7 separate regions of the Mus musculus genome follow, and all the other regions are linked to region 1. A link is a loop called in an ENCODE intact Hi-C map of the cell type or tissue named here. Cell type or tissue: left cerebral cortex. All regions are shown on one strand.

Evidence for each region. Peaks named below come from ENCODE experiments on the same cell type or tissue, not always from the same donor. Only the 100,000 strongest peaks of a DNase experiment are listed, where the experiment ranks them.
Region 2: a loop joins it to region 1, with 3 times the contacts of the local background. A loop is called at or near these places in 20 of 42 quality-filtered maps.
Region 3: a loop joins it to region 1, with 2.6 times the contacts of the local background. A loop is called at or near these places in 19 of 42 quality-filtered maps.
Region 4: a loop joins it to region 1, with 6 times the contacts of the local background. A loop is called at or near these places in 20 of 42 quality-filtered maps.
Region 5: it touches region 1 in a loop (2.5-fold over the local background); 18 of 42 quality-filtered maps call a loop at or near these places.
Region 6: a loop joins it to region 1, with 2.3 times the contacts of the local background. A loop is called at or near these places in 6 of 42 quality-filtered maps.
Region 7: it touches region 1 in a loop (2.9-fold over the local background); 2 of 42 quality-filtered maps call a loop at or near these places.

What each region holds. Positions count from the first base shown.
Region 1 is chr7:4,555,216-4,559,215 of GRCm38, reverse strand. All of the region lies in intron 12 of Ptprh (protein tyrosine phosphatase, receptor type, H), which reads left to right. Among named protein-coding and RNA genes, the nearest start is that of Syt5, 9.7 kb to the right of the region's middle. In left cerebral cortex, a CTCF peak has its summit at 2,267; DNase peaks (open chromatin) are centred at 2,273 and 2,765; H3K27ac peaks cover 209 bases.
Region 2 is chr7:4,787,659-4,791,658 of GRCm38, reverse strand. It overlaps Tmem238 (transmembrane protein 238), which reads left to right and starts at 2,099. Exons shown (of 2, transcript NM_029384.1): 1 at 2,099-2,654. The coding sequence starts at 2,117. The coding sequence ends at 2,647. In left cerebral cortex, a CTCF peak has its summit at 2,493; DNase peaks (open chromatin) are centred at 2,090, 2,568 and 2,746; H3K4me3 peaks cover 1,332 bases; H3K27ac peaks cover 1,279 bases.
Region 3 is chr7:4,621,715-4,625,714 of GRCm38, reverse strand. No RefSeq gene overlaps it. Among named protein-coding and RNA genes, the nearest start is that of Tmem86b, 6.8 kb to the left of the region's middle. In left cerebral cortex, CTCF peaks have their summits at 1,154 (motif pointing right) and 1,721 (motif pointing left); DNase peaks (open chromatin) are centred at 1,184 and 1,712.
Region 4 is chr7:4,804,417-4,808,416 of GRCm38, reverse strand. It overlaps Ube2s (ubiquitin-conjugating enzyme E2S), which reads left to right. Exons shown (of 4, transcript NM_133777.2): 4 at 1-403. The coding sequence ends at 262. Among named protein-coding and RNA genes, the nearest start is that of Ube2s, 5.9 kb to the left of the region's middle. In left cerebral cortex, a CTCF peak has its summit at 1,530 (motif pointing right); a DNase peak (open chromatin) is centred at 1,525.
Region 5 is chr7:4,941,551-4,945,550 of GRCm38, reverse strand. Ssc5d (scavenger receptor cysteine rich family, 5 domains) reads right to left here. Exons shown (of 14, transcript NM_173008.3): 13 at 2,679-2,837; 14 at 723-2,000. The coding sequence ends at 787. Among named protein-coding and RNA genes, the nearest start is that of Ssc5d, 18 kb to the right of the region's middle. In left cerebral cortex, a CTCF peak has its summit at 2,201 (motif pointing left); a DNase peak (open chromatin) is centred at 2,152; H3K4me3 peaks cover 506 bases; H3K27ac peaks cover 266 bases.
Region 6 is chr7:5,058,313-5,062,312 of GRCm38, reverse strand. Ccdc106 (coiled-coil domain containing 106) reads right to left here. Exons shown (of 5, transcript NM_146178.2): 4 at 2,608-2,817; 5 at 1,528-2,106. The coding sequence ends at 1,790. U2af2 (U2 small nuclear ribonucleoprotein auxiliary factor (U2AF) 2) reads right to left here and starts at 170. Exons shown (of 12, transcript NM_133671.3): 1 at 1-170. The coding sequence starts at 25. In left cerebral cortex, CTCF peaks have their summits at 1,240 and 2,006; DNase peaks (open chromatin) are centred at 120, 681, 1,088 and 1,996; H3K4me3 peaks cover 2,362 bases; H3K27ac peaks cover 3,566 bases.
Region 7 is chr7:4,639,747-4,643,746 of GRCm38, reverse strand. Ppp6r1 (protein phosphatase 6, regulatory subunit 1) reads left to right here. Exons shown (of 24, transcript NM_172894.2): 3 at 192-378; 4 at 461-598; 5 at 681-746; 6 at 1,499-1,611; 7 at 1,706-1,819; 8 at 2,080-2,242; 9 at 2,330-2,482; 10 at 2,567-2,701; 11 at 3,374-3,438; 12 at 3,559-3,674; 13 at 3,769-3,854; 14 at 3,967-4,000. Among named protein-coding and RNA genes, the nearest start is that of Tmem86b, 11 kb to the right of the region's middle. In left cerebral cortex, a CTCF peak has its summit at 2,370; a DNase peak (open chromatin) is centred at 2,363; H3K27ac peaks cover 392 bases.

The DNA of each region.
Region 1 (4,000 bases):
TTCACCAATGGCCTTCCATGGCCTCTCACAGTGCCAAGCCTCAGCTGCTCTGCTCAACTCCTTCATGCCTTCAAAACCAGTACCACCTGGGTGACCCTTACACGTTACCAAGTCCAGCCAGAGCACAAGGTACAACTTTGGCTATATCTGGAACGCAGCCACTGTGCTCTCAGAAAACACTTCCCAGAAGATGTCACCTCAATGATGCTGGTCTCTTCTTAATCACCGCTAATTTCTTAGCTCCAGCTAACCAGCATCAAAAGTCCCAGTAATGCAAAGTTTTTGCTTTAGTAGTTCTGGTATCTTGTTAATCACAGCTGATTCTTCAGCCCCAGCTAACCAGAACTACAGAATCTTCACAATCAAAACAGCAATGGCCCTGAAAAGAGTCTTTAATTTTCCCTCTGAAATTTCACAAGCCAGGCCTCCATCTTCTGCACTGTTCTCAACATTATCTTCCAAGCTCCTACACAACATCCCACAGAGCTCTTAACAACAAATGGATCTTCAAGACCAAAGTTCCAAAGTCCTTCCACAGACCTCCCCAAAACATGGTCAGGTTGTCACAGGAATACCCCACTCTGCTGGTACCAATTTGTCTTAGTCAGGGTTTCTATTCCTGCACAAACATCATGACCAAGAAGCAAGTTGGGGAAGAAAGGGTTTATTCGGCTTACACTTCCATGCTGCTGTTCATCACCAAAGGAAGTCAGGACTGGAACTCAAGCAGGTCAGGGAGCAGGAGCTGATGCAGAGGCCATGGAGGGATGTTCTTTACTGGCTTGCCTCACCTGGCTTGCTCAGCCTGCTTTCTTATAGAACCAAGACTACCAGCCCTGAGATGGTCCCACCCACAAGGGGCCTTTCCCCCTTGATCACTAATTGAGAAAATGCCTTACAATTGCATCTCATGGAGGCATTTCCTCAACTGAAGCTCCTTTCTCTGTGATAACTCCAGCTGTGTCAAGTTGACACAAAACTAGCCAGTACAGTATGTAATAATGTTTGACCATATTCAGCCTAATTTTAAAAAGTCTTATTTATTTTATGTGTATGAATGTTTTCCTGCACGTCTGTCTGTTTACTGCACACAGTCTTGGTGTCTGAGGAGGCCAGATGAGGGCATTAGATCCCAATAGATCTAACAGAGTTACAGATGGTCGTGAGCGGCCATGTGGGCGTGGGCGCTAGGGATTGAATCTGAGTCCTCTGGAAGATTAACCAATTCTCTTAACCACTGAGCCATCTCTCCAGTCTCCATCCAAATTTCTTACATCTGTCTATCTATCTATCTATCTATCTATCTATCTATCTATCTATCTATGTGTCCGCACAACAAGTTGCATGTGAGAAGGTCAGAGGATCATGTGTGGGAATTGGTTCTCTCTTTCTATATGTGGGTCTTGGGTATCAAACTAACTTGTGTTCTAGCACCAGGAATTGCTAAAAGGCAAGAGATTCTAGACCTTGATCTATGTGTGGAGACAAATAAAGCAAGAAGAGAGGAGAGGGAGGCTGAGGAACATACTAGACAACATTAAAACCATAGGAGAGGGCCAGGCTTGGTGGCACACGCCTTTAATCCCAGCACTTCAGAGGCAGAGGAACGCTGATCTCTGTGAGTTCTGAGGCCAGTCTGATCTACGTAGTGAGATGCAAAACAGTCCAGACTCCACAGCAAAACTCTATCTCAGATACAAAAAGCAAACCTAAATAAATAAAAACAAAACCAACAGAAGGTAGTCTGTCAAGACAGCTCCATCTAGAAGGTACTTTCGGTGGTGCCTTATGTCCTGAGTCCAGTTCGCAGGATTCACACTGTGGAAAGAAAGTGTGATTCCCACGAGTTGTTATCTGACTTCCCGCCACACACATCAGGGCACATGCATGCTCCCCTACCTCACCCCGCTAATACACTAAATAAAACACATAATCAAAAAAAAAAAAAAAAAATTGCTAGAGGAAAAGCGAAGCCAATTAGGAAGAATGTGAGCACAGATTTGAAGTAACTCAGGTGTGTCCTGTGAATTAACCAGGGGCTTGGAAAAGAAATAACTGCTTCCAAACAGGGATGGCACTAAAAGGTCAGAGGGCTCAAACAAGCGCAGCTTGATGAGCAAGCGAGCCTATTAGGGATTACCTGCAGTGCCTTGCTGCCTATAGAAAGAGGTCTGAGTTCTCCAAGAGCCAATCCTCACCTACATCAGGCAAATTTCTTTGTGACGTGACTAAAGCAGGAAGGATGCAAACCTAGACCTTGCGCGCCACCGTGTGTTCAAACAGCAGAAGTGACTACAGGCTGCGGTAAGGAAAGGCACACCACCAGGCTCTGGGAAAGTCTGTGAATCCTGGCTTCTGTGAGGGATTCCGGCAGTCTCAGAAAAAACTGTCACACTGTGGAACGGATGATTTCGCTTTGTGGAGGTCTCATATAAAGAACAGATAAATGGCTGCAAGTGGAGTTACTCTGTCTAGGACTGAGAACAGTCGGTATTCGGGCAAGGACTCTCCTGCTACACTGTGAATACAAGAGAGATAAGTCAGGTGGGACACCGTCAGGTGGAGCTTTGCAAGGGAAAGCAAGGATGCCAATTTCCTTCTAAGGGAGGAATTTGGAGAGTGTTTTCTGTCTGTTTTAAGATTTTATTTTGTTCTTATGTTTTATGTGTTTTTTGTTTTATGTGTTTTATGTGTAATGTGTATGTGTAATGTGTCTAGCCTGCATGTGTATACACGCACCATCTATGGCAGTACCACAGAGGACAGCAGAGTTCTGGGTCCCCTGGAACTGGAGTCGTAGATAGTTGTGAGTCATTATGTGGGTGTCTAAGTCCTCTGCAAGAGCAGCCAGTGCTCTTAATAACTGAGCCATTTCTCCAGCTCCATCTTCTTCTTTTTAAAGACTGAATACTAGTTCTCTGTTGTATGGGTAGACCACATTTAGTTTATCCATTTACTCACTGATGGACGCTTGCTCCATTGCAATTTTAAATTACATTAATGGCATCCATGCATGTGTTGGTGTGCACTGTGTGTGTGTGTGTGTGTGTGTGTGTGTGTGTGAAGGAGTTGGCTCTCTCTTTCTACCATGTGGGTCCTAGTGATCAAATTCAGGGAATCACGTTGATAGGTTAGTGACTTAGTGACTTGCCTGCTGAGCCAACTTGTTGGCCTCTGTTTTGTTTGGTTGGTTTTTTTTTTTTAAAGCAGGGTTTCTTTGTGTAGCCTTGGTTGTCTGAAACTCTCTTTATAGACCAGGCAGGTTTTGAACTCACAGAGATCTGCCTGTCTCTGCCTCCTGAGTGCTGGGATTAAAGGTGTGCATTACCACCGTGGCTCTTGTATTATTATTTTAAGGGAAGCTTTCATTATCTAGTCCTGGCTGGCCTTAAACTCTTGGTGCTTCTCCTGTCTCGGTGTCATGAACACTGGGCTTTTGACCGTGTCACTGATGGACGTCTTGTATTGCTTGCACCTTTGGGCTGCTGTGAGCCACACTGCTGTGTCTGCAGATGAGTCCGGACTAATCTTTGACACCTTTCCTTAAGAGTATTTTAGTCAGGGCACTGCTAAATCAGAATCATGGTAACTCACTACATAGACCAGGCTAGCCACAAACTCACAGAAATCTGCCTGCCTCCGTCTCCTAAATGCACTGGGCCTCATTTACTTTTATGTTTTATGAGTATACATGGTATGTGGCGGTCAGAAGACAACCCAGGGGAGTTGGTACTCTCCTTCCAGCTTGAGACTAACAAGGATGGAACTCAGGTAGTCAGGCTTTGTGTTGGGACCCTTAACTGCTGAGACATCTTGCCAGCCCCAAAGTGCTTAAAGGCTTTTTTACTTGAATTTTTATTTGTGTATTTTATATATGAGTGCTCTGTCTGCATGTATGCCTGTGTGCCAGGAGAGACATCAGATCCCATTATAGATGGTTGTAAGCTGCCACGTGGTTGCTGGGAATTGAACTTAGGACCTCTGGAAGAGCATCCAGTGC
Region 2 (4,000 bases), 230 kb before region 1:
CGTGTCCCACACAAACACCAGTGCCCAATGAACCATTTTCAGACCTCTCTAAAAATGTACTGCTGCAGTGTTAAATACCTATTCTTTCATGCCTGGTTCTGTCTATGCAGAAACATTCCATGTCTGTCCTCAGCAATACCTGGCCAATCCCGGCAGCTTTTCTTTATAAGTACACTGTAGCTGTCTTCAGACACGAGAAGAGGGCATGCGATCTCATTACAGATGGTTGTGAGCCACCATGTGGTTGCTGGGAACTGAACTCAGGACCTCTGAAAGAGCAATCAGTGCTCTTAACCGCTGAACCATCTCTCCAGCCCACCACAGTCATTCTTAATGTTTTATTAGCATTTAATCATGCATAAAGTAGGTTTACATAACATTTTTGTATGTGTATATAATGTTTTGGGCCATACTCACATACACTCCCACTGCAGCTAGTCTGTGTGTGTGTGTGTGTGTGTGTGTCCAAGTGTGTTTCCTTTATGCTATTCACAGGCTCACGGATGGTTTGTTTGCAGGCTACCAATGGCAGCATCACGGTGGAAAATGTGATTTTTCTCCTCCATCATCCTCAGTTTTCTCCAACTCTGAAACTAGATAGAGTCTTGGGAGAACTAGTTCTGTTCAGAACTGTCTCGAGGTTTCCCACCCCAGGGAGAATGAACTCATTTAAGGGGTAGATGTGTGGAAGATCAGGACTTCCCTATAATAGCTGTTGGGTCCTCCTAGTGTGGACCATGGCTTGGCCCAACCATTTGCCTGTGCCATGATGCCTCTCAGTTCCAGAGTGACCTGGCCATACCCATTAAATTCTCTCTAAGTTGGAGCTGGTGAGATGGCTCAGTGGGGAAGAACACTGACTGTTCTTCTGAAGGTCCTGAGTTCAAATTCCAAACAGCCACATGGTGGCTCACAATCATCCCTAACGGAATCTGATGCTTCTGATGTGTCTGTTTTGTTGTTGTTTTTTTTGTTTGTTTGTTTGGTTTTTTTTTTGTTTTTGTTTTTTTTTTTTTTTTTCGAGACAGGGTTTCTCTGTGTAGCCCTGGCTGTCCTGGAACTCACTCTGTAGACCAGGCTGGCCTCGAACTCAGAAATCCGCCTGCCTCTGCCTCCCGAGTGCTGGGATTAAAGGCGTGCGCCACCACGCCCGGCTTCTGATGTGTCTGAAGGCAGCTACAGTGTACTTACATATAACAATAAATATATCTTTAAAAAATAATAGCAAAAAGGCCACAGTTTTGGTTTGGTTTGACTTGAGTCAGGATCTCTCTGTGTGGCCCTGGCTGTCCTGGAACTCATTCTATAGACCAGGCTGGCCTCGAAATCAAGAGATCTGCCTCTCAAGTGCTGGGACTAAGGGCATGGGTCACCACTGTCAGGCTAAAGCTACAATTTCTATGCCATCTCCTCAGGGACACCTTTCCTGAGCACTTCGGGAATTGTGGCTAGGAACAGGAAGGCAGGTCTTGTCAGGCTAACATCTGAGCACTAACAGAGCCCTGAGCTCAGTATATTGTGTACACAAGGTGTCAGCTGGCACCTGGGAGATGGGTTCATTGTATTCCCAGGTTGGGTTAACAAGGCCCTACACTCACAAGAGATCTCAAAAGACAAGCATGGAGACAGCTTCAGGGCTCTGGCTGCTGATTCTGTGCTCCAGAGAATGTTGTTGTTGCTGTTGTTGGATTTTATGCTGTGCAGGGCATGAAATCAAGAACTTCGAGCATGGTAGGCAAGCACTCCACCAAGCGAGCTACATACCAACATGCCCGGTTTTTTGTTTCTGATCCCCATTTTGTTTCACTATGGACTTGGTGGTACAGGTAGCCCTCGGGAGACGGGCACTAAGTAGAAACACTATCTAGCTACATTATGCCACCCTGAAATTTGGCCCTAGTCATCTGGCACTGCTTAATGGACAGGGTCGTGCGCCGCTGATCCTCCCAGACCTTTGAGCTACACAAGAGACTCATTCGGGCCACCAGGTCCAGGCTGTGAGCTCAGGTGACCATGCAGGCACTGGGCACACCTGGCGCCGGGCCCTAACTCCGCCCCGGGAAGCCGCACCCCGGGACGCTGTCGGGGAGCAGGCGGCGGCGGGCCACCGAGGGCCATGGCGGCAGCGTCACCGGTGTGCGGCTCGCAGGCGTCCGCGGTCGGCGCCTCGTCCCCACCCGCGCCCGCACCGGCTCCAGCGGCCGGCTTGGGCCGCTGCCGCATGGCGCTGCTGCTGGCCGTGGCCTTGGACGTGGCGGGCATGGCGGCGCTGCTGACCGGCGTGTTCGCGCAGCTGCAGGTGCGCGGCCGCGACTTCGGGGACCTGCTCATCTACTCTGGGGCGCTGCTGGTGTTCTTGAGCCTGCTGGGCTGGATTCTCTGGTACACCGGCAACATCGAGATCTCGCGCCAGGAGCTGGAGCGTGACTACGGCCTACGACCCTCGGCGATTGCCCGCCTGGCGCGCAAGCTGTCCCGTCGCTGGTCGGCGCCCGCCACCGCCAGTCCCCGGACCACAGCCGGTCTCCGCTCAGCACGCAGAGCGAACCGCGCGCCCCAGCCCTCCTCCTCCGGCTCCCGCCGCGTGCGCCTGCAGCTCGCCACGCTTGAGGCGGGGTCCGTGGCGGCAGGCACGGGCAGCGAGTGAGCCCCAGGTGAGGACACCAGAAAGAATGAGATGTGGTGGGGAGACGGACATGTCGCTGGAAGGGGAAACTGCAGGAGAGTGAGTCAGAGATAGCAGAGACTCGGAAGGATGGGTGGGACAAAGTTGGGAGTCACAGCACGCCCTCCTCCTTTTGCTCCACGTGCACCAGGCCTCATGCCATCCTCCCTGTAGCCAGTTCTCTGAGCTCATTACTGTTACTGTACAAGAAGCTCCGAAAGTAGGTGACACTCTTGTCCGGACCACACAAATGTACAAATGAAAGAGTGCCATTCATCCAGACAGGCGGTCCTAATGTGAAGTCAGAGGCAAAGAAGAACCAGTGGGCACAGAGAGGGAAAGCACCCTTGTTCCTTTCCCTTTCTCTGATATTTAAGACAGGGCTTCACGGCTGTCCTGGAACTTGATATGTAGACCAGGCTGCCCTTGAACTGAGATCAGCTTGTGTCTGCCTCCGGAGTGCTGGAATTAAAGGCATGTGCCACCACTCTTGGCCCTTTATTAGTGTGTGTGTGTGCGTGCGTGTGCGTGTGCGCGCATTTGTGACACAATGTTTGTGTTGCATCTATTCTCTTTCCAGCATGTAGGCTTTGGAGATCAAACTCAGGTCAGCAGTTTGGTGGCAAGCACCTTTACCCAATGCGCCATTTTTTTTTTTTTGAGACCCCTGTATTTTCTTTCTTAAATTCTCTCCAGCTTTCCTGCTTCTTTCTTGCCATCTCATCAAACCCAGGCCATTGACTGATGTGTAAAACCTCTGCTTTTATTTTTATTTATTTATTGATTTATTTATTTATTGGTTTTTCAAGACCGGGTTTCTCTGTATAGTCCTGGCTGTCCTGGAACTCACTTTGTAGACCAGGCTGGCCTCGAACTCAGAAATCCGCCTGCCTCTGCCTCCCAAGTGCTGGGATTAAAGGCGTGTGCCACCACGCCCATCTTTAAACCTCTGTTTTTAAGTTCTTTTCCCCAAATTTTATTTGTATTTAATTCAGGCCAAAGACGGACAGATGTCCCCCATAATGAGGAGGGCCATTGCTATCTGCAGTCCAACCAGAAAACTTCCAGAATGCTCTTTAGGCACCAGCGCACTCCTCTGAGTATTCATATTGTCTGAGCCCATTCCTATCGCTGTTTGACTAGCCATATGGTATATCTCTGTGGGAGCTGGTTACCACATCTGACAGAGCCCCAGACAGGTAAAGCTGGGGTCTCTGGTGTCTTTGTTTCTAACAGTACCCAGCAAAAAGTGTGGCTCAGGAAAGGGTGATAATGGATAGGATGCGGATCCCTAAGTAGATGGGATAAATGTATTACACACGGATTGATGGACAA
Region 3 (4,000 bases), 66 kb before region 1:
TACGGATGGTTGTGAGCCACCATGTGGTTGCTGGGATTTGAACTCTGGACCTTCGGAAGAGCAGTCGGGTGCTCTAACCCACTGAGCCATCTCACCAGCCCTTTATTTGTACAATTTGAAAACAAAAGTTTACAGGTATAACACAATCTCTTGTGCACAAGGAGGCATAATTACATCTTAGCACTTCTCAAAGTACATGCCACATTCATGAAGATGGGTTTTAGAGAAAAGTTACATGTATTATGGGCCTAGGGGAGGATCTGATGTGGCCTTGGTCACACAGTGTTTAGCTCATGTGGGTTATTAGCCACCTCTGACCCTGCTTGGAGGAGCCCTTGGCCATATAGGTAAGGCAGAGACCACCTTGACTAATTGCCTCCTGTCCTGCTGTGGGAGCTTGTAGTCTGACCCTACAGATAGCACAAGGGTCACTTAGGTTATTAGCACCTCCATCTCCAGCCTTCTGGGCAGAAAGTAGAAGATCTACATCTTTTCCTTGAAAAGACAACCTGCATGTTTAACATTCCTGTTTTCCCCAGCGCTGTCCATGAGTGTGCTCCCTACAGAGGCCCAAGGTTGGCATTGAGTGACTTTCTTCAATCATTGTCCACCTTATTTATTGAAGCAGAATCTTGCTGAACTTATACTGGCTGGCTAGCCTGCTTTCTCCAGATATTCCTTGTCTCTACTTCTTGTCCATTGGGATTACGGTCAAGCTGCCATAACCACCCATCTTTTCTGGGGATTCTGGGGATCTGATCTCTGGTCCTCATACAAGTGTTGCAAGTACTTTACCTGTTGAACCATCTTTTAACCTGTCTTGTATTTATGGACAGATCTCACTCTCTAGTACAGGATGGTGTAAAATTCACTGTAGTCCATGTATGTTCAGGCTCACAGCAGTTCTCTGCCTCAGCTTCCTAAGTGCTATGAACCAGCACAACTGGTTAAAAACTGAAATTCTATAACCACTAAATAGCATCCCAGTCCTCTTTCCTATCTCTGTAAATCCCACTATTCTAGGTACTTCGCAGAAGTGGAAAAACTTTAACTTTTTTTTTGTCAAAATAAGATTTTCACAAACTTTATTTATTCTTTGATAGTTTCTTACCATCTTAAATATACCTACCCCAGGACTTCTGCAGTGCCAGCAGAAGTCAGAAGAGGGCATCAGATACCCTGGAAGCAGAGTTGCAGGCAGGTGTGAACCTTCATGTTTCCTGCAAGAGCAGTTAAGTGCTCTTAACCACTGAACCATCCCTTGAGCTCATCTCTCACTGAAATGGAGCTCACAGGGTAGACTGGTTAGCTGGCAAGCTCCAGACATTCTCCTGTCTCCACCAGCCCAAGGCTGGGATTACAGGTTTGTGTGTGCTCTTAGGCCTGGGATTTAATGGGTGCTGGATATGGTACTCTGGTTATCATGCTTTCACAGCAAGTAATTTACCACTGAGCTTCCCCTGCCTGCTAGTTGAACTTTAATTCCTTGAAGAGCTGTTACAGGATCCCCCCAGCAGCCATACCACCTTATATTTCTACCAATGTGCAAGGTGCAAGTTTCCTACAGCCTCACTATAACAACCTGTGAGTTTTTGTTTTCCCTACGGTCCTGTTTTTGTTTGTTTGTTTTAATGATTTATTTTATGTGCATGAGTGCTCTATCTGCATGTACACCTGTGTACTAGAATAGGGCATCAGATCCCATTAGAGAAGGTTGTGCGCCACCATGTGGTTGCCAGGAATTGAACTCAGACTCTCTGGGGGAGCTGCTGGGACTCTTAACTGCTGAGCCATCTCTCCCCGCCCCCCTCCCCCCTTCCTGGTTTTTCTTAAGACAGAAAATCAATCTCTCTCTCTCTCTCTCTCTCTCTCTCTCTCTCTCTCTGTGTGTGTGTGTGTGTGTGTGTGTGTGTGTGTGTGTGTGTGAGATGGTTCAGGCAGCCATCCCATGTACTCGGGTCCTCTGTAAGAACAGTACACAAAGCAGTACACTCTAATCCCAGCACTTGGGAGGCAGAGGCAGCCTCATCCACATAGATAGTGACTTCTAGGCTAACCAAGACCCTGCTTCCAAAGAAAGCAAACAATAAAAACAAAACAAAAAAACCCAGCATGCACTCATAACCACTGAGCCATCTCTCCACCACCACCCCTTTAAAATACTAGTTGCTATGGTTTGTTTGAATGTGAAATGCCCCTCACAGGATTATGTATTTTTAACTGTGCTCAACTTGTACTGTTTGGAGGAAGGGCAGGGTGCTGGATCTTGGTGGAGGTGGAGCTGGAGCCTCCTTCCTGGACCCTCTGCTTCCTGACCCACAGAGAAGTGAAGAAGTTCCCACTACCACAGATGGAGCTGCTCTGGCTACCATATCCTTCCCATTACTGTGGACTCTTGAAATTATGCGCCAAAATAAACCTTCCTTAAGTTGCTCCTCCTCTTCCTTTCTTTTCCCTTCTCTTCCTCCTCCTCCTCTCTTCCTCCTCCTCTTTTAAATTTTGAGATGGAGTCTAACATAGCCTAGGCTGGTCTCAAACTCACTGTGTAGTGGAGGAGTGGATGATGGCCTTGAATGTCTGACATGTCTGCCTCCACCTCCTGAATTTTAGGCTTATAGGTGTTCATCACCACACCTGGCTCTCTTGGAACTCACTGTGTAGACCAACCAGACTGGCCTTGAATTCACACAGGTCCATGATGATTCCCTATAAGCTGTAATATGCAAAATGAGGGCTGTATCTAGGGCTAGGAACGAACTGTAATTATTAAGCCCCACTTCAGCCCTCACTGGTAGATGCCAGGGCAGATGCTCTACCACTGAACCATGGCTCTAGGCCCTCAGTGGTAGATTCTAAGAGTGCACACTACAGCTGAGGCAACTCTAGCCCTTTTAATTTCTTTCTTTCTTTCTTTCTTTCTTTCTTTCTTTCTTTCTTTCTTTCTTTCTTTCTTTCTTTCTTTCTCTCTCTCTCTCTCTCTCTCTCTCTCTCTCTCTCCCTCCCTCCCTCCCTCCCTCCCTCCCTCTTTCTTTCTTTCTTTCTTTCTTTCTTTCTTTCTTTCTTTCTTTCTTTCTTTCTTTTTTTTTCAAGACAGGGTTTCTCTGTAGCTCTGGCTGTCCTGGAACTGACTTTGTAGACCAGGCTGGCCTCGAACTCAGAAATCTACCTGCCTCTGCCTCCCAAGTGCTGGGATTAAAGATGTGCACCACCACGCCCAGCGCCCTTTTAATTTCTAATCTTTAAAAGAAGATTATTTATTTTTATGTATCTGAGTACACTGTAAGGACATGTATGGTATGTACGCACTAATAAGTGGATGTTAGCCAATAAATAAATAAATAAATAAATAAATAAATAAATAAATAAATAGTGCAGAATACCAAGATACAATCCACAGAACTCAAAAAGGTCAACAAGCTGAAGTGCCCAAGTGAGGATGCCTTAGTTCCACTTGGGAGGGAGAAGAAAGCAATCACAAGTGAGGAGGGAGGGAGGGAGGGGTCTGGGAAGTAAAGGGGGGTGGGGCCTAATCTGGTATTAGGTGAGGGGAAAGGACTGAAGCCCTGAGGGCCTGCAGAAAGAATGGAAACAAGCAACCTCAGGAGGTAGGAGGTTGGGGGAACCTTCCAGAATGCACCAGACACCTGAGAGATGAGACTTTCAGGACTCAAAGAGAGTGACCTTGTCCAACAGTAGGGAGAGGGAACTTATAGAGCCCACCTCCAGCAGAAAGACAGGGGATCAAGTGAGGGATGGGGTTGTCATCACACAGTCACAACTCTGACCCATAATTGTTCCTGTCTGAAAGAATTACAGGGATGGAAATGGAGAGGAACTTGAGGAAAAGAAGGTCCAGAGACAGGCCCAAAGTGGGATCCAGGTCAAGGGGATACATACGTGTGCATGCACACACAGAAAGGTGGTTCCATTCAAATCCACAACACCTGTGTAAATATTGGGTGGGTATAGTGGCCTGTCTGTAGTGTTAGCAGAGATGTGG
Region 4 (4,000 bases), 250 kb before region 1:
TTTGGAGAATTATGAAGAGTATGCTGCCCGGGCCCGTCTGCTCACAGAAATCCATGGGGGTGCATGCAGCACCAGCAGCGGGAGGGCTGAGGCTACCCAAGACCTGGCCAGTGGGGCTTCAGCCTCCTCTGCTGACCCTATGATCCCAGGGGTCCTAGGGGGAGCTGAGGGTCCCATGGCCAAGAAACATGCAGGTGAGCGAGATAAGAAGCTGGCAGCCAAGAAAAAGTTGGACAAGAAGCGAGCACTGAGGCGACTGTAGTGGGGCTCTTTCTCCTTCCCTCCCTTCTGTCCCCTCCCACTCTGTCTCTAAGTTATTTAAATTATGGCTGGGGTGGGGGAGGGAGTTGGGGGGGGCACCAGAACCTGGATTTGGTTTTCTAAATAAAAAGTTGGAAAAGCAGTTTCTATGCCTGAAGTGTCTAGAACCTCTGCCTGTATTGTGGCTTAGGGTAGCTGGCATTCTTCTGTACCAAGTCTGACTTGCTCCAATTAGGATCTGAGTCACCTTTGCCCTGTGGAGTGGGGCTTAGAGTCTTAAGCTGGAGCAGAAACCCACTGTCTATTCCTCTAGACCAGTGGCTCTAACTGTAATTTTGTTGCTATGAAATATTTTTGGAGACAAGTTTGCCTAAAGGTCAAAGAGCCTTAGGTTTAAGAAGTGTTGCTCTAGAACTGTCTTCAGTAATCTGGTCCTGAATTGGGGCAAGGTTACATCTCATCTCAGCTCTGACTTTAAATTCCCTCCTCCCTGTTTGATTGTTTTGTTTTAAACTGTAAAAGCCTTGAAAGACATGCATAAGTTTTGTTTCCTTAGGGATCAACAGGGCAAAATGAAGTGTCTACTGGCCTTCTTGAGAGGTTAGCCTATGGCAATATTTTTTTATTGTTTTTCTTTTGGCCCAGAACTTGAGTATATAGGTCAGGTTGGCCTTGACCTCAGAGACCTGCTTTGGCTCTGCCTTTGGTTGCTGAGATTAAAGGCATGCTCCACTATGCCCATTTAAATACAGTTCATGTAGCACTCTTGTAGGAGCCTACCCTACCACATTGGCCTATCAGGACTGAATAAGGTTCTTGCCTCTTGTTATGTCAAAATTCCAGATACTGAGAGGCTAGGGAAATGACTCAGAAGGTAAGAGCTGTTGGCTCTGGCAAAGGACCTGGGTTTGATTGTCAGCACCCATATAACAGTTTACAACTAACTGTAACTTCAGTTTCAGGAACTCCAGCCACCTCTTCTGACCTTCATCAACACTAGGCACATAGATGGTGCACAGGACATACAACCAATTGAAACATGTGAACATTTAAAAAAAAAAAAGCCGGGCGTGGTGGCGCACGCCTTTAATCCCAGCACGAGAGCCAATTCCAGGGCAGGCAGAGCTACACAGAGAAAACAGAAAATTGTTTACAAAGCTAGTTGTGGACCAACAAGATAGCTTAGTGAAAGCAGGGCGTGGTGTCTAATGGGAGTGATAACTTGTCTTGAGTTCTGTTGTAAACTAAGTGGAAGAGATTCTAGGTCTGTGCACCAGAGGGCAGTATATGCTTTCTGTTAATGTCCTTAGGTTATTTGAACCAGCTTTGTCATTAAGGGTGTGTGTGTAGAGATAGGTCAAGTGTTGAAGAGTATATGGCGCTCTTTTCAGAGGTACTAGGTTCCTAGCACAACAACTGCCTAAAATACCAGCTCTAGAGGATTTAACACACACACACACACACAAAACCTTCAAAAAGGGGAGGATGGTTGAGATGGTTCATGGGTAAAGGTGTGAAGCCTGAAGCCCTGATTGAACCCACATATTTATTCAAAGGAAAAACCAGTTTCCATGAGTTGTGTTCCCAACTACAAGCAACTATATGCTATTTAAAGTTACTTTAAAGGAAGGGATATATTAAATAGTGGAGCAAGTTGTAAAAAACTTAAGTGCTGGGTATGGTAGCCCAAGCCTGTATTCCCAACTCTCAATTTTCCTGAGTCTGACACCAACCTGGGTTCCATAGTTAAGACCCTGTCTCCAAAAGAATGAAAGAATATGACCCTTAATTAAAGGGGAAGCTTGCTTTTATCTTCTATTGTCTGGGGTCTTGTCTTCGTCTTATGTAAGAAAAATAGTGAAAAACAAGAGCTTTGACCTGAGGGTTCCTACTGAGATTGAACTGGGTTTCCTACCCCAGTAATGTCCCTGGGGAGAGAGGGCCATCAGAACTAAGTCTATACCCTCTTAACCTACAGAGGTGTGACAAACCGAGCAAATCAAAGGACTTCAATGGAAACTTCTAGTTTCTTTGGGAAGTTTTGTCAAATAATGTTTTGCTGGGACACAAAAGGGTGTCTTGCTTAAAGCTGACAGATGAAAGGATGTTTTGATATAGCAAATTCATAAAAGAATATGTGATGGAGTATAAAAATATGACCCCACAGACAGTGGGAGATGAGTACTGAGCCTTGGTTTGGTTTGCTCTGCCTCGCTATTTTCCAATAAAGACACATCCATACCGGTTCACCTTAAGTGCTGGTGTTGATCCCCACCAGTGGTGATAGCATAGAGCACTGCTCCCAAGAACTACTTGCACCTTCTGAGACCTTGCCTCAGTCCAGCTAGCAAACCTTGTGGTTTCTTCAGGATTGAACCTATAGCTTCTGGTTTGTGCCTGCTGTCGACCTGCTGAGAGGACTGAACTGTAGCTGTCAGCCTAGAGGACTGGTCTGCAGCTGATGAGTAGTGATTGGGTGTTTGCTATGGGGCTGATCAAGCTTGCCCCCCCCCCCCCCCATGAAGTATTGCTGAACAAGTCCACTTCCCCCATATGCTAATAACTTTTCCACTACCTCTGCTGCGTGGTGGGCTAGAGGAGAGGTTGAACCCTTATTAAACGTAGACTGCAATCCCAGCACTTAGGAGGCAGAGGCAGGCAGATTTCTGAGTTCGAGGCCAGCCTGGTCTACAAAGTGAGTTCCAGGACAGCCAGGGCTATACAGAGAAATCCTGCCTCGAAAAAAACAAAACAAAACAAAAAGTAGACTGCAAAAAATGTATGCCTACAAAGGACTGTAAGAAAATCTTTTCAGGGGCTGTAGAGATGGCTCAGCCGTTAAGAGCGCTGTCTGCTCTTCAGGAAGTCCTGAGTTCAATTCCCAGCAACCACATGGTGGCTCACAACCATCTATAATAGAATATGATGCTCTCTTATGGTGTGTCTGAAGACATGGACAATGTACTCACACAAAATTTTTTTTTAAATCTTAAAAAATATATACCAAATTCATAGGACTGATCCAAGAAATCTCAAGCCCAAGTTTAGTGTAAAGTGTCCATAAGAGAAGCAGGCATTCTGAAAGAATACATTCAATTTAATGGGAAAAAACTGCTGCTGTGATATACCTTCTCTAAATCCCTTGGGATTTCAAGCACCCCAGGGATGTTAGGAAAATGTAGGTCTTTATATAGGATCTCACAATGTAGCCGTGGATGGCCTTCACCTTGGTAAGTCTCCCATCTTAGCACTAATATTGGGATTATATGCATGTGCCACCATGTCGTCCTGCTTCTGGGTGGGGTTCTTGGGCAATTGGCTTTTGAGACAAAGTATCACTGAAATCCTGGCTGGCCTGGAACTTGCTGTATAGACCAAGATGGCCTCAAATTCAGAGATGTACTTGACTTTGCCCAGCTGGTTGTGTTTTATATCTAATAAGCCACTAATACACTTCTTTACTGAGTTCTATGAGCTAGGACAGCAAATCACTGAGCATCAGGGTTGCTTTCTGAAGTCAGATGACCAGGCCTATGCTATTTCTAGGTAGTGCTAGAATTGAATTATAAGATAACCAAGTGGTGGGGAAACCCAGAGGACTAGGTAAGACCCAGGTTCAAATGCCAAGATGCACATATGTTCACGACTAATTCCAGTTCCAGGGGATCTGACACCCTCAGACATACATGGAGACATTACCAAAGCAAATACAATTTAAAAGAAAAAATGGATGTATCAC
Region 5 (4,000 bases), 390 kb before region 1:
CCACAGATTCATCAATGCCAGGACTGTCATAATGATCACCACTAGCATGATCAACATTAGCACCAGCATTGCTAGCACATCAGTGTCATCACGTCTCCGCCATTACCAACATCACCTCTTCATCACTACCACCATCACACTCACTGTGTTTCACCATAACCATCAATACCATCACCACTGTAATCACCACCATCCACAGTTCACCATCACCACCACCACCAATACCATCATCACTGTTATCAACGCCATCACCAGAGTCACCACAAAATTACTCCCCCACACCATCATAACCTTCACAACTAACATCACCATCACCATCCACACACAATCACGGCTTTCATCGGTAACACCGTGACCACCATCTTCATCATTATACCACAACACCACCACACCATCTTTGTCATCACGCTCATCGCCACTGACATCATCACACCATTATTGCCATCATCCCATCATCACAACCACCATGACCACCAACCACCATCACAGCATTGTGACCATCACCATGACCTTCACCATAAGCGCCATCCTGTCACTAACCATGATCCCTATCAACACCACTGTCACCCTGCCATCATCATCAATACCGTGAGCACATGACCATCAACTGCCATCACCTCACCATGATCTCCAACGCCATCACAGATGGCATTGACAAGTTAGGATCAGCATTGTAATTCTGTCCCTCCAGAGCCCCTGCTCCCCAGTAACAACACCCACACTTCGATTGTACATACGTTGGCTTTTGTTTAAGAGTATCTTAAGCACCGTGAATTTCAGAGTGGGTCACACATCTCCCCTCAGAGGCCTCTCCTCCTCCTCTGTGGTGGTGGTCATGGGCACAGGAGTGCTGGGGGGCCAGGCCACCTCTGCTAGCCTCTTTACAGTCTCACTCAGCTGCCCCAACCCCTGAGCAGCCTCTACCAACTGGGCTAGGCCCAGTGCCAGGACTTGGCGCTCCTGCCGGTCCTGCTCCAGGACCCAGGTCAGTCTCTGCAGCTGGTCACCCACCTCCCTCACAGCACCTACCAGCTCCACCAAGGCAGGTGGCTCACAAGCCATGACCCTTACTGGTGGTAATGGGGACACACATGGCCCAAAAGGATCTGGGTTGTGATTAGGGGTTGGCCCTTGAGTGAGGTGGTCTGAAGCTGAGTGTAAGGTCTGGCTTCTGGGTGGTTTGAAGGCATCTGTGGGTAGTGGGTCCAAGTTTGAGGCTGGAGAGGGACTGGAGGGGCCGGACTCCGAGGCTAGAAAGAGCTCTAGGTTCTGCGTCTGGGATGCGTCTGTGGATGGGGCTTCCTCAAAGGTCAACTCTGAGTTTAGTCTAGGCTTAGTGGGAGAGGAAAGTTCTGTCTTTCGGGAGGATGGAAGGGACTCTGTAGGGGTGGCAGGGGTTGAGGAAGGGTGAGTATTGGTGGGAGGTTGAGGACTTGTGGCGGGGTGAGGGCTCCTGGGTTGCTGAGGGTTTGTGGTAGGTTGAGGGGCAATGGTGGGGTAAGAAGTTGTGTTGAGTTGAGGGATGCTGGTGGGGTGAGAGGCTGTAAACGGCTGTGTGGGGGTCCTGGTGTTCATGGGGAGGTCTGAGGAGTCAGAACTTTCTGGGATTATTTCAGGTGCTGGTGTTGTATCAGGTCCTGGAGTCAGCTCTGAGGTAGGAGAAAGCCTGCTCACTTCTGATAGCATAGAGGAGGCAGAGGTTAGCCCTTCAGGGGAGGTGGGTGTTGGGCTGCCTGAAAGCTCTGGGGAACGTGTTGGAAGCAAACTGGTATTAGGAGTGGACAAGGCAAAGGTTGCTGGGGAGGGAAGTCCTGGGGTGAGTAGAGATGGTTTGGGGGAGCTAGAGGTCCCCTCCTGCTTTGAGTCTGGGATGAGTTGTGGCCAGGAGCCAGAGGTCTGCCGTGAGCCAGAAGGCTCTGGTGAAGAGGAGGAAGCAGGAGATGAGGTGGTGGCTGAGGTGGGCAGCGGCCGGCGCTCAGGTGTTGGCTTCCTTGGTGAACCTGGAGTTGGAGAAAAGAGGGGCAGATCGGTCAGAGGTCAGTCTGCCCTATTGCCCTATCTACGTATTCCGCAAAGTCCCTTGAGGAGAAGACCAATGGGAAGGCAAAGATCTTCGTGACATCATGGGTCACCGGCAGATTTCACCAGGCCCTAGTGCCCCTCCTCCTCAACTCTTGCGAGGTCCCTGCCGCCACCTGGTGGCCTATGCGGGGAACACAGATGCCTACAAGTACAGAGTGGAGAAAGAGCCCAGGGGACCAGAAAGATGAACACGCTTTGGGATACGAGAAGACTCCTAGGAAACACCCACAGTGAGACTCTATGTGATAATTAACGTTCACTGTCAACTTGACAAGATTTGGAATCACCCAGGGGACACAGGTCTGAACATGTCTATATGGGAGTTTACAGAGAGATTTTATTGAGGAGGGAGAAACAACCATATCTATCGCTTGGGCTGGGGTTCTAAACTGAATGAAAAGAAGTGAGTTAGTCAGGCGTGGTGGCCCATGCTTTCAACCCCAGCCTTTTAGAGTCAGAGGCAGGAGGAAGTGTGTGAGTTCGAGGCTGTCTCTCTGCTTGATCTTTGAAGTAAGAAGTAGTTACCCCTAGGAGCTTGGAGCCCATCTCTGTACCCCAGGACACATACTCCCCAGGCCTCTTTGCCCATGCCTCACCTGCACGGGCCCTTGGAGCTGGAAAGGGGTGGCCGGGACTCTTGCTGGTGCTAGTGGTAACTGTGGATCCAGGCTTGGTTGTGGTGGGGGTCCCCTTGAACAGACCCCTTCCTGAAGGTGTATCCCACGTCCAGGAAGACTCATAACCTCCCTGGTCATCTGCAGATGTGTGAGGAAGAGAGTTGAGTCCTCCTTCCACTTTTTCCTGCTGCTCATTACCACAGCTCACCCGTCATTCAGCCCCTCAGCCTATGTCACCTTGTCACCGGTCAGGATGCTCTTGGCTAGTAAACGCAGAACCTGAAGAGGTTATCCCATAAAGCAAATGCGTGCATTGATTCCGTTCAAAGCAATATTGTTTTTGACACAGTCTCAGGTAGCTCACACTGAACTTGAACTCATGTAGCTGATGCTGGCCTGGAATTCCAATCTCCCTTTACATTTTAAAATGACATGTATTTATTAGTGCATGTGTGCCTTCCACCATGTGTGCTCCAACAATACTTGTCAGGTTTGTCACCAAGTATCCTATCTACTGAACTATCATGCTGTCCCAAGCAGCCTTTTTTAAGCCATAGCACACACATACACACATGCACAAACATAATACAGTTAAAATAAATAGATAAATAAATGGGTGACAATAAATAATTAACAAAAAGAAAAAACGTTCCTGAGTCTCATAAATACTTAGAATACACAAACCTTTCCAGGGTGAATCTCAGGGGAAAGACTAAAGACACGATTAAGCCCAGAGAAAGGCAACACACTCCGGGCTTTGACGAAGGAAGGGGCTGGAGCTGGAAAAGTCAAGAGGGCAGCTTCTCCCCTAGGGATCAGCCCTGCCTGATCTTAGATCAGTCAGACCCATGAAGTCTGACCTACAGAAGATCAAGAACATGAGCCACTAGATCTGTGGTGATGTTCTAGCAGCCAGAGAGATCCATGGAGGCCCTTCTTAGAGCTTAAAGCCTACCCTTGCTGAGGTGGGAGAAATAGCTTAGTGGTTAAGAGCATCTTTTGGGTTTCCAACCCACACTTCAGGCAGCTTACACCTGCCTGTAATGCCAGGTTTAGATTGGATGTCCTCTTCTGGTCTCACTGAGCTGTGTGTGTGTGTGTGTGTGTGTGTGTGTGTGTGTGTGTGTGTGTGTGTAGCTTGGCTGTTCTGGAACTTGCTATATAGACCAGGTTAGTTTCAAACTCACATAGATCCACCTCCTTTGCCTCCAGAGTTCTGGGATGAAGGGTATGCACCACCATGCCTGAACCACAAAATAAGTCCTTAAAAAGAATCTTAACCATGTGACTATGCGAGTTTT
Region 6 (4,000 bases), 500 kb before region 1:
GCTCGAACTCGTCGAAGTCCGACATGCTTAGGCGGCCGCGTAGGGCCCTGTGCAGCTCTCGCCTCGCCTTGCCGCCCGCCCGCTCCGGCTACTTCCGCCGCTGGCTTCGGCTACTTCCGGCCCCCGCCGGCACTCCGTCGCCTACCTAATCAAGCCCCAAGCCCCGCCCCTCCCAGGCTCCACCCCCTCGTCCCGCCCGACCCGCCCCCCCCCGGAACTTCCCCGAGCTCGGCTCCGAAGCCTGTCGGCTGTTCTCGGACGGAGCAGTCGGAAGGCGGCGGTCGCCGTCAAAATCACCCGAAGCGAGGATTATGCCGGCTGCCCGAGTTTCGGTAACTTTTCGGAAACTAGCGTTTCAACGTTCGGAGGATTCCGCGAGTCTTCGCGTTCCCCGACACCAGCCCCCTCTAAAGACACGGATTTTCCTACAACTCAAACCGTCTGTCTCTGGCCTCCTCTGGAAATCCGTCCCACCCCTCGCCGACCCTGTCCAAGCGGTCAGTCACTTCCAACAATCCTAACCGTCCGGGCCTTCGGCTCTTTCCGAAGGTTTCCAGCGCTCGCTCACCGCCCCTCTAGAGATTAAGCCCGATTCTAGTCTTCGGCTCTTTCCGGAGGCGCCACAGGGTCACTCCGCCCCTTCCGGAGAATATCGGTCCCTTCCGCCACTGCTTCGGGAAGGTCTCACGCCCAGGAGGGAAGTTCGGCTCTTTCCGCTCTTGCTTCGGCTCCTTTCGGCTTAAAGACCCGAAAAGGGAGGGAGGACTGATGGGAGGTGGGCCAGATAGCTACGGGGGAGGGGGCGGGGTCTCAGCTTTCGGTCCCTAGCTCTCTAGGAGAAAACTGAAAAAACTGACCTCGCGGAAGGCCAGAGAAAGTGTGTGGGACAGTAGCAGCCAGTGCGACAAAGGGTGTTCGAGGCCGCTGCGGAGGTTGTTAGCTCAGCTTGGGACGCCTGCGCACGGTGATTGGAGAGGGGTTTCTGCGCCTGCGTAGCGGTCTAGGGCACGTTTTTCTCAGCGCTCCGGAGGATCCGCCATTCTAAATCCACATTGCGCGTGCGCCCGATCTCCTCCCACACACCCCTTCCCCCACCGCCAACCTCAGCCCCCAAGGCACTAACTTCAAGACGGTTAAACCTGACTGCTCTCTCCCGGTTGCCAAGGCAATCGCGTTAAATTGTCCGCCCCTGCTCCTGCTGCGCAAGCGCCGAATGTGACACCTCCGAGAGATCTCCTGACCCCTGGCGGGCAGGCGGAAAAGAGTCTACCCAGCGCCCCGGTACCTCCTCCGGGCTGGCTCAGCTAAACGTTCATTGAATCAATGCCCCAGGCGCTGCCTTCTTAAAGTCGTCTTACCTCAGTTTCTCCTACTGCTCCGCTTCCCACCTCTGCCTCCTGGGGCTAATTACACCCTACCCTCCCCAACCTCTCTAGAGGCTTCTGGCTGAGCGCTCCTGTCCCAGTCTCCGTGGCGACGGCCACCCCTTCCCAGCATATTCCCTTCCTAGTAAGACCTGGGGCCCAGTTTATTGAAAATTTTCATGTCTCTTTAATTTAAACTCTCAGAATAATACTCTGTCTTTGCATGGGATGCAGATGGGCTACTCCTGGCTAAGGAGGCCTAGCTGGCAGCCCCTGCGGGGTGAAATGGAGACGGGGTGCCTAGCGTGTGCGGCCGAGAAGCAGGGCCCAGTGCTCAGGAAGGGCAGCTTCTAGCCCTGGCGGTGCCCCGGGAAGGCCGACCTAGCCAGCAATCTGCTGGGGGGGAGGCGTGCGGGGCGGCGGCATCACCGCTTGAAGCGGTAGGTGATGGGCAGGAGCAGCTTGCTCTTCTTGAGAGCCTGCACCTTCTTGAGAGTCTCGTCGTCCAGTGCCAGGAAGCAGCGGCGGGAATACTCTAGCAGGCGCTCCTTGGATGGATCGAACTCTCCCACCTCAGCCAGCTTTTCGGGAGCCACAATGAGTAGCTCTGCGATGGGCGTGGTCAGCGCCACGGTGTTCCTGTCCACACGGTGGTGCTCGAAGGCTCTGGACATGCTCTTCAGCTTCTGGAAGGTGCCCAGGATCTTCTTGTAGCGGCAGAGGACCCCATCAGCATCCTTCACTGCAGGACCAAGAGGACAGAAAGAGGAGGACTGGAAAAGACACTCATGAGGGAAGGAGACATGGGGGAACCCAGGTAGAAACAGGAAGGCAGGCATAAAGAGGAAAAGGGGTGAAAGGCACACAGATTTGAAAACAAGCAAGCAAGAAATCATGGAAGTGGGGACACATGAGGAGCCCCATACAGGAAGAGAAAGGATAACAAGATGGAAAACAGTTAAGACCTGAGCAAGAAGTAGACCAGGGAAATTGAAGGCAGGCCTGGACACCAGAAGAAAGGAGATGGGCCCAGAGACCTCCTTTCTGATGACACAGGACTAAATCTGCTGGTTGGTGTAAAACGAAATTTAAAATTAACTCAGGACCGAAAAGGGCTGTGAGATGAAGTTGAGTCTGATTGTTTTGTATATGGAGAGTTAGGGCATCACTGTAGAGCTCACACTGCGATTCTGGGTACACAACCCCTCAACACACCCATCACATGTACCCACTCCCCACTCACCCCGCTGCCTCTCTCGAGCCTTGGTCTTCCCAAATCGCTTCCGGCTAGTACTTCCCTTCTGCTTCTGCCTCTTCCTTTCACTGGCACTTCCGTCTTCGGAAACCCCGCTGAAGGAGGAGGCTGCCGACTCGGGGTCTGAGGCTTCTCCAACCCCAGCCCTGCTGTCCCCATCAACCCTCCGAGGTCCAGGCTTCATCCGGCAGTAGTCCTCTAAAGAGAGACAAAAGTGAACTGTGACACAATGTCCTATAATTGCCCTGAGGGGGGAAAGATGGACATGGAGGCCAAGTCCTCGGAATGAGGGCAGGGTGAAGTCCCCAAGTAGAGACATTAGCTACACTGAATGCCATAGAGCCAGCTGGGATTCGGGGAATAGTGTGAGCATTTTTCTAGGCTCTGAACTTGACTGAAACAGGTCCAGGGAATTCATGAGAATCTGTGACTATGCAGAGTTTCTGTGGGGGAAATGTATCCTGGGGAGCTCCAGAGTGAAGAGTCAAAATCCGAGAGGCAGACAGTGCCTCTGGGTAGGAGGATTGGATATCAGACTCCTACAGAAGTCAGGGTTCAGTTTGGGTACTGGGAAATGCTAACTACCTTCCCCTAGATAGGGAGCCAACTCAGACTCAGCATCTTCTGAAGGATGAACTCCTGAGAACTGAAACCAAGACTCTGCCCAGTCATACCAGGGAAAGATAGGAGTCACCCTGGATAGAGCTCTCAGTATAGGAAGAGAGGGTATGCATGTCCCCATCCCAGTGCTAGGTCCCTTTACTAGAGCTTTTGCCATGGTTAGCAATGAGAAAGCCTGCCAGCAGCTCAGCTGGATACAGAGGTTAGGGTTATGGCCTGAATAAAGGCTAAGTACTCCAAGAAACCAGGGCTAAAGCTCTGGGAAAGGGCAGCCTTGAGTGGGGAATGTGCTGGGAATGGCAGTCAACACAGGTTAATGAGATAGGGCCCTGCCTGTCAGAAGAGGTGACACCACCATGCTGTTACTAGTTGTAGATTAGAGCAAGACAAGGGAGTGGGATCCGCTCAGGACCCTAAGGTGAAGCTTAGGAGACAGAGGTACTGGGACCCCCACAGCCTTTGAAGAATAAGAAACATGAGGCATGATAATGTAGAGCAGGGTAGAGGGAAGACAGAACCCTGATTGGTATTTCAGGGTACCTCTAATGGATGATGACTGCATCATTCAGAAATCCTGGGGTGCTGGCAGGGCCCCTCTGAGGAATCCAGTAGACTGCAATGGGTCTACTGACAAAGGGACATTTCCCCTAAGATGAGGAACCTGGGCTGGAAATATAGACTCTGGGAGACAGTTATGCCAAGTGCTTGAGGCTGATGAGTTACAGGGCAGTCTCATCACAAGATAGGAAATGAGAGAAGT
Region 7 (4,000 bases), 85 kb before region 1:
AGTCAATTGTGGCCTCTCAGTGGGTTCTTAGGAAGCCTGAGGAGGGCTCAGAAATTGAATGGGGATTTTATTTCTCTTTGGTTTCCCTTCCTAGATGCAGGACCCCCTGAGCCTAATGCTGGATGTGGGGAATGAAGGCAGTGCTTCCACTTTCTCTCTGCACTCACAGCTACCTTGTACTCACTTCCTAGGTACCCTAGTGTAGCCTGTGAAATCCTGACCTCTGATGTGCCCCAGATCAACGATGCCCTGGGTGCAGATGAGTCCCTCCTGAACCGACTCTATGGCTTCCTGCAGAGTGGTGACAGCCTCAACCCGCTGCTTGCTAGCTTTTTCAGCAAAGTCATGGGCATTCTTATCAATCGCAAGACAGACCAGGTGCCTACTGACTCTCAACATGTGGGGGAGGAGTTGGGGGGGGGGTCAAGACCCTATGCTATGACACAGCCTGTGCCCCCAGCTTGTGTCCTTCCTGCGCAAGAAAGATGACTTTGTGGACCTGTTGCTGCGGCACATTGGTACCTCAGCCATCATGGATCTCCTGTTGCGTCTGCTGACTTGTGTGGAGCGGCCTCAGCTGCGGCAGGATGTCTTCAATGTGAGGAGCCTACTCAGGAAGTGGTCGGTGGAGTGGGATGGGCTGGCATTTGGTTTAGGAACTTACTGTTTTCTTCTGTCAGTGGCTCAACGAAGAGAAGATTGTCCAGCGGCTAATTGAGCAGATTCACCCATCAAAGGATGACAATGTGAGTGCTGGCTGACATCTCCAAACCTCCTTCAGATTATGTTCTATGTTCCTTTTATGCTTTAAAAGATGGGCAGGGGAGCTGACAGTATGGCTCAGGTTTTACAGTGCTTTCTTAGGCTTCAGGAAGCCCTGGGGCCACATAAGCCAGGCAGAGTGGCTCACACCTGTAATCTCAGTTCTCAGGGACTTGAGGCAGAGAGTGCGAAGCCAAGTATCCTCCTTTGCTTCTTAGCAAAGGCTAAGCTACATGATAGCCTGGGCTACACGAAACTCTTGTAGCATGGGTCAATGCCTTATTCCTTTTCATGGCTGAATAGTAAATATCCCAGTGTGGGTGGACTGAGCTTTGCTTTTGCTTTCTTTTTTTGTTTTTTTTTGTTTTTTTTTTTGTTTTTGTTTTTCGAGACAGGGTTTCTCTGTGTAGCCCTGGCTGTCCTGGAACTCACTTTGTAGACCAGGCTGGCCTCGAACTCAGAAATCCACCTGCCTCTGCCTCCCGAGTGCTGGGATTAGAGGCGAGCGCCACCGCGCCCGGCTGGCTTTTGCTTCCTATTGGGCAGCTGTTGAGTGTGTGATTGAGCAGTGAGTGCTCCGTGTGCACACATGAGCGTCTCTTTTCTTGAGGTTTTGGGTACGAGCTTTCTCATTATAGTGCATATCCTGTGTCCGTGTGACTACTATTTTTCTGCCTGGAAGACGCTGGGAGCAGATGGTTAACTTGTGCATACTCACTTGTTTCTGCTTCCCCAGCAACATTCCAATGCATCTCAGTCCCTGTGTGACATCATCCGCCTAAGCCGCGAGCAGATGATCCAAGGCCAGGACAGCCCGGAGCCAGACCAGCTGTTGGCCACCTTGGAGAAGTGGGTTTGCAGAATCAGTATTGAGGCCTGGGGTGGCAGCTGTCCTGGGGGAATCCTGGCCCTTGACCCCTTGACTTTGACTCCTCTTTCCCAGGCAGGAGACCATCGAGCAGCTCCTCAGTAACATGTTTGAGGGAGAGCAGTGCCAGTCTGTCATTGTCAGTGGGATCCAGGTGTTGCTCACCCTCCTGGAACCTAGGAGGCCAAGGTGAGGTATACCACTCTAAGGTGGCTTACTGCCCCTCCCTGCACCGATAGTCCCTCAGAGCCTCAAGGACTGAATGGCCATTGTTCAGAACTATGGCTAGTAAGAGAGATGGTTCTTCCCCAGTCAGCCTGCCCTCTACTCTTCTTTTCTGACCTGTTAGAAGGCTCTGGATGTTGAGGCACAAGGCCATGGTATTCTTCTGGCCCATTTTTTGTAGCCTCTGTGGCTCTACTCTGCCTTCACACTGCTCTCCTTCACAGGTCTGACTCTGTGACCATGAACAACTTCTTTAGCAGTGTGGATGGGCAGTTGGAGCTCCTGGCTCAGGGAGCCCTGGATGATGCACTGTCTAGTATGGGTGCCTTGCATGCCCTGCGTCCCCGGCTTGATCGCTTCCATCAGCTCCTGCTTGAGCCTCCCAAGGTGGGAGACATGGGTTGTGCTTCTAGCGGGAAGTGGGGGTGGAAAAGAAAGTACCCTGTGAGCACTAAGCCTTCTTTGTTCCTGTAGCTGGAGCCTCTGCAGATGACGTGGGGCAGTCTGGCGCCACCACTGGGTAACACGAGGTTACACGTGGTCAAGCTCCTGGCCAGTGCCCTGAGTGCCAACGCCGCTGCCTTGACGCAGGAGCTTTTGGTGCTGGATGTGCCCAACACCTTACTGGTACAAGGGATGGGATCAGGGGTCAGGGAAACAGAGATGTGTGCAGAGCACTTTTGAAATCAGCCTGTATCCTCACTCCCTCAGGACCTCTTCTTCCACTATGTATTCAACAACTTCCTGCATGCTCAAGTGGAAGTGTGTGTGAGCGCAATGCTGAGTTCCGGGCCCCCTCCAGACAGCAGCTCTGAGACACCTGTCCCAAACCCTATCGTGAAACATGTAAGCTAGGACTCCTGTTCCCCTCCCCCTGAGGACTTGGTGCCTGAGGCCACTGTCTCCTACTTTTACCCTGTCTGTTGGGCAACATCAGTACCTGGGATGGCTGTGGTATATACAGCTGGGGAGAAATTGGTGTCTCCTGAGGGCCAGTGAATGCTATGACTTGGCAGTAGAGAGTGGGGAAACTAGGGATATTTTTCTGAGCAAATGAGGGGCTCTGTATACTCTGTGTGAGAAGTCAAAACGCATGCTAGCACACCTTAATGCTAGCTCTAGAGAGGAGGATCTCAACTTTTTGAGTCTAGCTTAGCTACATAGTCTCAGAGAAAACAAAATTAGGGCTTGGGATGTAACTCACTTGGCTAGGTAGTACCTAGCATGCATGAAGTTCCCCATCGTCCCCAGCACAGCGTAAAAAAGCATGTGTGGTCATGCACTTGGGAGGTTACATAAAGAGTTTGGGGCTAGCCTGCCTGAGACCTTGTATCAGAAAAGGAAAAAGAGAAATCCAGAATTAAAGCAAGCTGGAGACGCTGGCTCCTACTTTTCCTTCCTCTGCTCACAGGCTCAGGTTCTGGTGATCTGTGTTTGCTGAGTTAAGGCCTCTTCCCCATCTGCTGGGCTCTGGAAGTGTAGAGATCCCCAAGCTAAGTCCTCTTTGCTCTCCTGCAGCTCCTTCAGCACTGCCGCCTGGTGGAGCGCATTCTGGCATCCTGGGAGGAGAACGACCGTGTGCAGTCAGTACTTGCAGCCTTCCTGTGGGGACAGATAGGACAGACAGTGGGAGGATGGGTTGGGGGCCTGGATAGCCCAGGCATCTAGCCTGTCACCCATCGGTGACCTCCACTCTCAATCAGGTCTGGAGGGGGCCCAAGGAAAGGCTACATGGGCCACCTGACTCGGGTGGCCAATGCTGTGGTGCAGAATGCAGAACAGGGGCCCAATGCTGAACAACTGGGACAACTGCTAAAGGGTAAGGCACGAGGCTGACTGAAACTGCAGCTTGCAGAGGCAGGTGTTGGAAGCTGGGGTTCTCCCCTCACACTCTTCCCTATCCATGTGCTCAGAGCTGCCAGAGGAGCAGCAGCAGCGATGGGAAGCATTTGTGTCAGGACCCCTGGCCGAGACCAACAAGAAGAACACAGTGGATCTGGTGAGGCCTGACTTGGAATGTGGCTCATGCCCCTACTTCCTAGAGCTTCTTGCCCTGCTCTTGTCTGGGGGTTTCAGCAGGTCCTGACTACTCTCCATCATCCTATCCCTAGGTAAACACTCACCACCTGCATTCTTCCAGTGATG